Linked DNA regions of Homo sapiens: region 2 is linked to region 1. Evidence: chromatin contacts called from ENCODE Hi-C or POLR2A ChIA-PET data. All regions are on one chromosome and are shown on one strand. The core of a region is the stretch at or near the end of the contact, and the rest is flanking DNA. Distances in the headings are between cores, read along the strand shown.

Region 1 (4,393 bases), core at 452-2,951:
ACAGACTGGTCCAGGGACGCCTGCATGAGCTCAGTGCGGTTCCACACATACCAGGCACCCTGCAGGGACAGAGCCAGGCTTCAGCCCACAGCCCTGAGACCCACACACTTGGCCTCCCCCTGCCGTGCCTCCCACACCCACCAGCCCCCATCACCTGGTGCTTTGCCAGCCATTCCTGCACCAGGTTCTTCCCGTCCAGCCTGATTCCATTCTGGCTGGCATCAGCTGGGTACTCAGGGTCTGGGGTCCCCATGGGAAACATGTACTTGCGGCCTCCGCCAAGGATCACCTGAGGACAATGGATGGGGCAGGTGGTTTGGGGGCCTGGCTGGCCCCGTGCCCCCTCCTCATGCATAGCCCCTGGCTCCCCTCCCCAGGGCTGTGGGAATGGCCCAGCCTGTATTGCACATTCTACATCCCCAACTCCACCTCCAGAACCTGCTGACCCAGATCAGGCTTTTGGTTGCCTGGATCTGAGCCTGTGCCACCTTCCCCTCTGCCCAGCCCCAGCCCTTGGCCCGGGGGTCGCACGTCAATGTCCATGTTGGAGATGAGCTGAGTGGCGATGTCCTGGCACCCCTCCTGGCGGGCTGAGGCAGGCATGTCAGCATCTGAGTACCAGTTGCGGTTCACTGTGTGTGCGTAGGTGCCGGCTGGCGAGGCGTGCTGCACCCGTGTGGTGGTCACCACTCCTACTGACTTTCCTGAGGGTGACAGAGGTCAGGATCGGTGACCGAGATCTTGGGCCTGGTCCTGACCCCACAGCGGGCCCCAGCTCACCTGCTTGCTTGGCCCGGTTCATCACGGAGATGACCTCATTGCCGCGTGTCGTGTTGCACTGGTTAAAGCGGGCGGCTGCACTCAAGCCGATGGTCTGGAAGTTGGCCTTGACCCCGCACAGGTAGGCCGTGGCTGTGGCTGCGCTGTCTGGCACCTGTCTGTCCACATTGTATGTCTGCGAACGGAGACACCCTGAGCTCTACTTCGGGGCGGACACCCAGACCCCAACCAAGGACCTGGTTCTGGTCCTCTGGGATCCTAACTGCTCCCAGCTCCTAACTTAGGCCCCAGCTGTCCTGGCTCCCTCCCTCCTGCCACACTCCATATCCTTGATCCCTCTCCTCTGCTTGGAGGACTCTGAGGTGGCCCAGCCCTTACCTTGGACAGAGCCAGGTATGGGAAGCGGTCCATGGCCAGGGGCGTCTCAGGCCCCAGTTTGCCATTCTTCTGCCCCTTTAGGATCCTGGTGGCTGTCACCGTGGGCACCCCCAACCCTGAAGGAGCAGAAATGTGTGAGTCCTGGGCCCCAGGGTTGTCCTGGAACCACTGAAGGTCCCGGGTGCCGGGGCTGTGAGGACTACGGGGCTGGACAGGCCTTGCTCACTCACCATCGCCCAGGAAGAGGATGAGGTTCTTGGCGACCTTCTGGATGGGCTGCAGCTTCTTGGCAGCATCCAGGGCCTCAGCTGCCTGGCGGTTCCAGAAGGCCGGGTTCTCCTCCTCAGCTGGCCAGGGGGAGAGTAGAGATCAGGTCAGCCTGGCTGAGGGGGTGCCCTGTGTGTGGAACAGCTTGGGGAGCCTCATTACCTGGGATGACGCCCAGGGAGAGCTGTAGCCTCAGGCCCAGCAGCAGCAGCACCCAGGGCCCCTGCATGTCTTGGGGGCAGCAGGAGGGAGGCGAAGTGGGGACACCAGGAACCGGCTGCAGCGCAGGCTGCCTGGGTTTAAATCAGGGGAGGACTTTGCCCCTGGCTGTAAATGCTCCACGTCCCTCCCCACACCCCTGGTGTCCATCTTGACCCCGCCCAGTCCTGTGACCTGAAGCCAAGCTTGCTGAAGGGAAGGGACTGGGTGTGGCTCACAGTGTCTTGTGGGAGACGCGTTGCCACTCCTTCATTCACCTCATTCAAGGTGTGAAGAGAGGTGAGACTGGAAACACACAGCCTAGGCCAGGGCCCGGGTTAGGGCTCGTAATGTCACGAGCCCCAGAGGAGTGTGAAAGGAGGCACACTGGGTGGCCTGGCTGCCCTAGAACCCACTTGGTGTATATGGGTGCCCACACCTATGTCCTGAGGACGCAGGCTGGGAAGGGGCCAGTGCTCTGGGTCAGCCAGACCTGGGCTGGGTCTTCCAGAGCAGCCTGTGCACTTGAGGTTGACCCCTGTTCCCTTGCACAGGTAGATGGAGCCTGGGGTGAGTCTGTTTTCCATGGGCCCCGGGGAACACCCAGAAGTGTAGCCTCTGATAAGGAGTTCAGAGAGTTTGGTAACCTCAGGCTGAGTTCAAAAGTATTGCTTCAGTCCAGACATCCCACTCTGAGTGTGTAGCCAAAGGAATGCGAACTAGGGACTCGAACAGATAACTGCACACCCATGTTCCCAGCAGCATTATCCACAGCAGCCAAGAGCTGGAAGCTACCCAAGTGTCCAGCAAAAGAGAAATGGAGAAACCAAACAGGGTGCACACATACAATGGAGTATCACGCAGCCTTGAAAACAAAGGCGACCCTGACACCTGCTACAACATGGATGAACCTTAGGACATTATGCTCAGTGAAATATACCAGTGCAAAAGAACAAATACGCACGAACACACTTCTCTGAGGTCCCGAGGGGAGTCAAATACATAGAGACAGAAGTGGAATGGAGGTTGCCTGAGGCTGAGGGAGGAGGCAATGGGTTAGGGTTGGGGTTAGGGTTAGAGTTGGAGTTTAATAGGGACAGAGCTTCAAGGTTGCAGGATGAGAATGTTCTGGAGATCAGCTGCACAACACTGTGCGTGTACTCAACACTGCCGCCCTGTACACTTGAAAATGGTGAAGGAGGTAAACTTGATGTACCGTGTTTTGTAGCACAATTCAAAAACTGGTTCAAGAAGAAAAGGCTCCTCCAGCTCCACCCACCCCAGCCCAACCACAGCAGCCCCTTCTCCACTCGAGCCTGTTTACCTCAAACCCCAGGCTTGGCCCTCAGAACCCAGGGGACCTCACCTGCTGCCCAGCCTCTGCCTGCCCTGCCCCACTCCCCACCACGCCTAGGGCCTCCCTCAGGCCGAGCTTTCCCGGGTCCTCCTGCCTGCGCCCTCCTGGCTTCCCGGTGGTCGTCCTGGGGCTCTCAGGGAAGATGTCGCTCTCATAGGTCCTTCTTGCCCCCTGCTTGTTGCCCCCTTAGTTTCCTCTACCTCCTGCTTCATCTTGCTGAGTTAGGAACATTCTTGGCTGAAAGTCAGAGGAGACTCACTAATGGGTCTCCTCAATTAATTGATTGATTGATTCCAAAGTCAAGGTGAGTCAGGAGGCTTTATAGCCACCCTGAGTTTCATGTTTAAGTTGGAATTTTTGACAGAACTATAGATTCACAAGTAGTTGTAAGAAATAATACAAGCTGGGTGCGGTGGCTCATGCCTGTAATCCCAGCACTTTGGGAGGCCGAGGTGGGTGGATCATGAGGTCAGGAGATCAAGGCCATCCTGGCTAACACAGTGAAACCCCATCTCTACTAAAAATACAAAAAATTAGCTGGGTGTGGTGGCATGCACCTGTAGTCCCAGCTACTTGGGAGGCTGAGGCAGAAGAATCACTTGAACCTGGGAGGTGGAGGTTGCAGTGAGCTGAGATCATGCCACTGCACTCCAGCCTGGGTGGCAGAGTGAGACTCTGTCTCAAAAAAAAAAAAAAGGGAAATAATACAAGAGGCCCTACGTAGTGGCTCACCCCTGCAATCCTAGCACTTTAGGAGGCTGAGGCGGGAGATTCACTTGAGCGCAGGAGTTTGAGACCAGCCTGGGCAACATGGAAAAACCTCATCTCTACAAAAAATACAAAAATTAGCGGAGCGAAATGGCCTGCTCCTGTGGTCCCTCCACAGGAAATAAATTAAATAGCCTTTGGGTGTGAGCTGAAATTATCTCTCCACCTACTTGGGAAGCTGAGGTGGGAGTATCACTTGAGCCCGGGAGGTGGAGGTTGCAGTGAGTCAAGACCATATCATTGCACTCTAGCCTGGGTGACAGAACAAGACCCTGTCTAAACAAAAAAAAAAAAAGAAGAAAGTACAAGAGATGTCTGTGCACTTTGCTTAGTCTCCCCCAGTGGCATAATCCACAGTTATTATTCAGATTTCCCCAGTGTTACCTGTATTCGTGTGCATGTGTGTGGGAGTGTGTATACAATTTATCACCTAAGTAGGTTTGTGTAACAGCACCATAGTTGAGATGCTGAAGAGCTCCAACCCCACAGGGTACTTTTATAACCAGGCCACCTCTTTCCTCTACCTCTTCCCCTGTCCCTAATCCTTGACAACCAGATATGTGTCCAACCTGGGTGACAGAGTGAGACAACATCTCAGAAAAAGAAAAAAATAAGAAATGCCTTGTGGACTTTGCATAGTTTCCC
Region 2 (4,175 bases), core at 516-3,015, 95 kb before region 1:
GGATCTCTTGAGCCCGAGTTCGAGATCGGCCTGGGCAACATGGCGAAACCCCGTCTCTACAAAAAATACAAAAAAATTAGCAAGGTAGGGTGGCACATGCCTGTAGTCCGGCTACTCTGGAGGCTGAGATGGGAGGATTGCTGGTGCCCGGGAGGTTGAGTGGGCAGTGAGCTGTGATGACACCACTGCACTCCAGCCAGGGTGACACAGCGAGACCCTGTCTCAAAAAATATATATATATATGAAAAATACCTAGCAAGATCCCTGTGGAAGTCCATTATTACCATTCTTACTGCAGACTCCCAAATGATTTGGGTAGGCTTGAGCTAGATGACCCATAAGATGTCTTCTTAGGATGACATTTGATTTGTTCAAATCAGTGGAGGAAGGGGTATAAGGGTTCCAGAAAGCTCCACTGAGGCAGGATTTGGATCTGGAGCTAGTTGTTGCAGGGTTTACAATAGAGATGAAATGGGGCGGCAGCGGGGGAGAGGTTCGTAGAGGGACAGGCTCAGTTAAACAGCAGGATAGAGAAGAGGTCGGGCAAAGACTTTCTCAAGTAGCAGAGACCTCTCAGCAACCAGAAAACATTCCTGAGGACCTACCTGCCTGGAGTGTTGGAAATCCAGTATTCCCTGAATTTGCACAGTACTCTCTGTATTGGAAACACCCCAATTTCCCATCAAAAGCACCAGGTCACAACCTAAACTAATAGTAATTCCACTTTACGTTTATATCGCAATAGTTAGCAATGTTCACAAGCATCTTTAAGCATCGCTGAGTGTGATCTGACCCTTATCACACCCCGGCGTGGCAGCAGGGTCCTAGCCACTAATGTGGTTTGAGCAACAATGGCTTAGAGGCTGGGTAACTTTTCTACAGTCAAACAGATGGTAAGTGGTGAATCTGGGACTAGAAATCCAGGTTTTCGGATGAAGAGACAGTCGATTTACTAGACTACTAGAAGAGAGGAAGGAACATATTCTACCTCAAGATACAATCCTTGGAGGGGGATAAGTAAAGATACTTCTGCATTTTCTCTCTGTACCTCCAAACTGTTTGATGCTGAAACTAGAAACCGGAGCGGGCAGGAGAGGGCAACAAGTATACTTAGGTCTTGGCGAGTGTGTTGGAAGACGGGAACGGGAAGGGGAGGAGAAAGAAAGTAGGAAGAGTCTCAGGAAGATAATTCCTAAGCCAGCCTTCCACCGCGTCGAGGGCAGCAACCACATTACCTCATTGCATCCTCCAAACTCTACGACAAAGGGTGTTACCGTCCCCACTCTGCAGATGAGAAAACTGAGGCTCAGAGGGGAGAGGGAGTGTGTGGGGAAAGCTGGATTCAGAGGCAGCGCTGCCAGACTGCGGAAACACCCAAACCGCCGAGGTCCCCACCCCTCCACGTCGCAGGCAATCCGCATCCACCAGGGCGGGGCGTCCGAAAATCTCCCCCTACCGGGCGGCACAGCCACCCCTCCCCCGGGCCCAGCTCTTCGCCCTCGGTTCGGACGGCCCTGGGGTCTCCGGGACTCCGGTATCCATTGCTCCCCAGCCCCCTCCTCCCCGCCAGTCCAGGCCAGGTCCGGCCGCAGCCGGATCCCAGCAGGGAAGCCGGTGCCGCAGGGTTTGCGCCGCCCCAGCCCCAGCGGGGGCGGGCGCGGGGGAACTGTTCGGGGAAGGGGCCCCGGGGGCGGCCACGAGCCACTCACGCGTCGAACTTGTTGTTCATCCTCTCGCCGCCGCTGTCGCCACTGCCTCAGGGAGTGACTTCCGCTCCACCGGGTCCCTCAGCCTTGGGCCCGGGTACTTCCGGTTTTGCGCGGGGCGCAGCGGAACGTCGGCGCGCAGGCCCGGTTTGGAAGCGGCTATCTCGGGACGCCAGCTCAGGGCGGCTGCGCAGAGGGCTGGACTCAGCGGCGGAGCTGGCTGCTGGCCTCAGTTCTGCCTCTGTCCAGGTCCTTGTGACCCGCCCGCTCTCCTAAGGGAGCGTGTCCTGGCCCCCTCCCGCAGCGGCTCGGAAAAAAGGCAGCACCGCGTCGTTGACGGCGCGGGCTCTGGACTCGCTGCTTGGTAAAAACCTTCCTCTTCCTCCAGTGCGGGACGCACTCTCTGGTATCTCTTTTGACCTCCCGGAGGCTTTCCTTTGTCGGTCGCGGCGCCACTGTACTATGGCATACCTCGTTTTATTACGCTTCGCAGATAGGGCATTCTGAAAACAAATGGAGGGTTTGTGGCAGCCCTGAGTCCAGCAATTGTATCAGCGCCATTTTTCCAACAGCATGTGCTCACTTGGTGTCTCTGTGTTACATTTTGGTAATTCTCAAAATATTTAAAACTTTTTCATGATTTCTGTGTCTGTTATGGTGATCTATGATCAGTGATCTTTGATGTTGCTATTGTCATTGTTTTGGGGTGCCACATACAGCGTCTTTTATAAGACGTGGAACTTAATGTTGTGTGTGTTCTGACCGCTCCACCCACAGACCGTTCCCCATCTCTCTCCCTCTTCTTGGGCCTCCCTATTCCCTGAGACACAACAATATTGAGATTAGGCGAATTAATGACTCTGCAATGGCCTCTAAGTGCTCAAGTGAAAGGAAGAGTCGCACATCTCTCACTTTAAATCAAAAACTAGAAATGATTAAACTGAGTGAGGAAGGTATGTCAAAAGCCGAGATAGGCCGAAGGCTAGGCCTCCTGCGGCAAACAGTTAGCCAAGTTGTAAATGCAAAGGAAAAGTTCTTGAAGGAAGTTAAAAGTGCTACTCCAATGAACACACGAATGATAAGAAAGCGAAACAGCCTTATTGCTGATATGGAGAAGGTTTTAGTGGTCTGGATAGAAGATCAGACCAGCCGCAACATTCCCTTAAGCCAAAGCCTAATCCAGAACAAAGCCCTAACTCTCTTCAACTCTATGAAAGCTGAGAGAGGTGTGGAAGCTGCAGAAGAAAAGTTTGAAGCTAGCAGAGGTTGGTTCATGAGGTTTAAGGAAAGAAGCCATTTCCATAACATAAAAGCACAAGGTGAAGCAGCAAGTGCTGATGTAGAAGCTGCAGCAAGTTATCCAGAAGCTTTAGCTAAGATCATTGACGAAGGTGGCTACACTAAACAACAGATTTTCAATGTAGATGAAACAGCCTTCTATTGGAAGAAGATGCCATCTAGAACTTTCATAGCTAGAGAGGAGAAGTCAGTGCCTGGCTTCAAAGCTTCAAAGGACAGGCTGACTCTCTTGTTAGGGGCTAATGCAGCTGGTGACTTTAAGTTGAAGCCAATGCTTATTTACCATTCTGAAAATCCTAGGGCCCTTAAGAATTATACTAAATCTACTCTACCCGTGCTATATAAATGGAACAGCAAAGCCCGGATGACAGCACATCTGTTTACAGCGTGGTTTACTGAATATTTTAAACCCACTGTTGAGACCTACTGCTCAGAAAAGAAGATTCCTTTCAAAATATTACTGCTCATTGACAATGCCCCTAGTCATCCAAGAGCTCTGATGGAGATATACGAGGAGATTAATGTTATTTTCATGCCTGCTAACACAACATCCATTCTGCAGCCCATGGATCAAGGGGTAATTTCGACCTTCAAGTCTTATTATTTGAGAAATACATTTCATAAGGCTCTAGCTGCCATGGATAGTGATGTCTCTGATGGATCTGGGCAAAGCAAATTGAAAACCTTCTGGAAAGGATTCACCATTTTAGATGCCATTAAAAACATTCGTGATTCATGGGAGGAGGTCAAATTGTCAACATTAACAGGAGTTTGGAAGAAGTTGATTCCCACCCTCATTGATGACTATGAGGGGTTCAAGACTTCAGTGGAGGAAGTAAGTGCAGATGTGGTGGAAATAGCAAAAGAACTAGAATTAGAAGTAGAGCCTGAAGATGTAACTGAATTGCTGCAATCTCATGATAAAACTTTAACAGATGAGGAGTTGTTTCTTATGGATGCGCAAAGAAAGTGGTTTCTTGAGATGGAATCTACACCTGGTGAAGATGCTGTGAACATTGTTGAAATGACAACAAAGGATTTAGAATATTACATAAACTTAGTTGATAAAGCAGCAGCAGGGTTTGAGAGGATTGACTCCAATTTTGAAAGAAGCTCTACTGTGGGCAAAATGCTATCAAACAGCATCGCATGCTACAGAGAAATCTTTCA

Evidence for each region. Hi-C counts contacts between places; a loop is a spot of excess contacts on that map. ChIA-PET counts read pairs that join two places held with the same protein, here RNA polymerase II (POLR2A). Pooled maps may share reads with other maps.
Region 2: POLR2A ChIA-PET joins it to region 1 with 11 read pairs in PC-3. The contact joins the promoter of EIF4E2 here to the promoter of ALPI in region 1. A Hi-C loop is called at or near these places in 5 of 50 pooled maps. POLR2A ChIA-PET finds 5 or more read pairs at or near these places in 2 of 52 experiments (OCI-LY7 and PC-3).

Annotation. Positions count from the first base shown.
Region 1 is chr2:232,453,461-232,457,853 of GRCh38, reverse strand. ALPI (alkaline phosphatase, intestinal) reads right to left here and starts at 1,701. Exons shown (of 11, transcript NM_001631.5): 1 at 1,588-1,701; 2 at 1,389-1,505; 3 at 1,159-1,274; 4 at 781-955; 5 at 532-704; 6 at 155-289; 7 at 1-59. The coding sequence starts at 1,654.
Region 2 is chr2:232,548,279-232,552,453 of GRCh38, reverse strand. EIF4E2 (eukaryotic translation initiation factor 4E family member 2) reads right to left here and starts at 1,765. Exons shown (of 7, transcript NM_004846.4): 1 at 1,710-1,765. The coding sequence starts at 1,729. TIGD1 (tigger transposable element derived 1) reads left to right here and starts at 1,897. Exons shown (of 1, transcript NM_145702.4): 1 at 1,897-4,175. The coding sequence starts at 2,572. It overlaps MIR5001 (microRNA 5001), which reads left to right and starts at 1,881; the gene lies at 1,881-1,980. RefSeq lists a silencer at 1,385-1,754.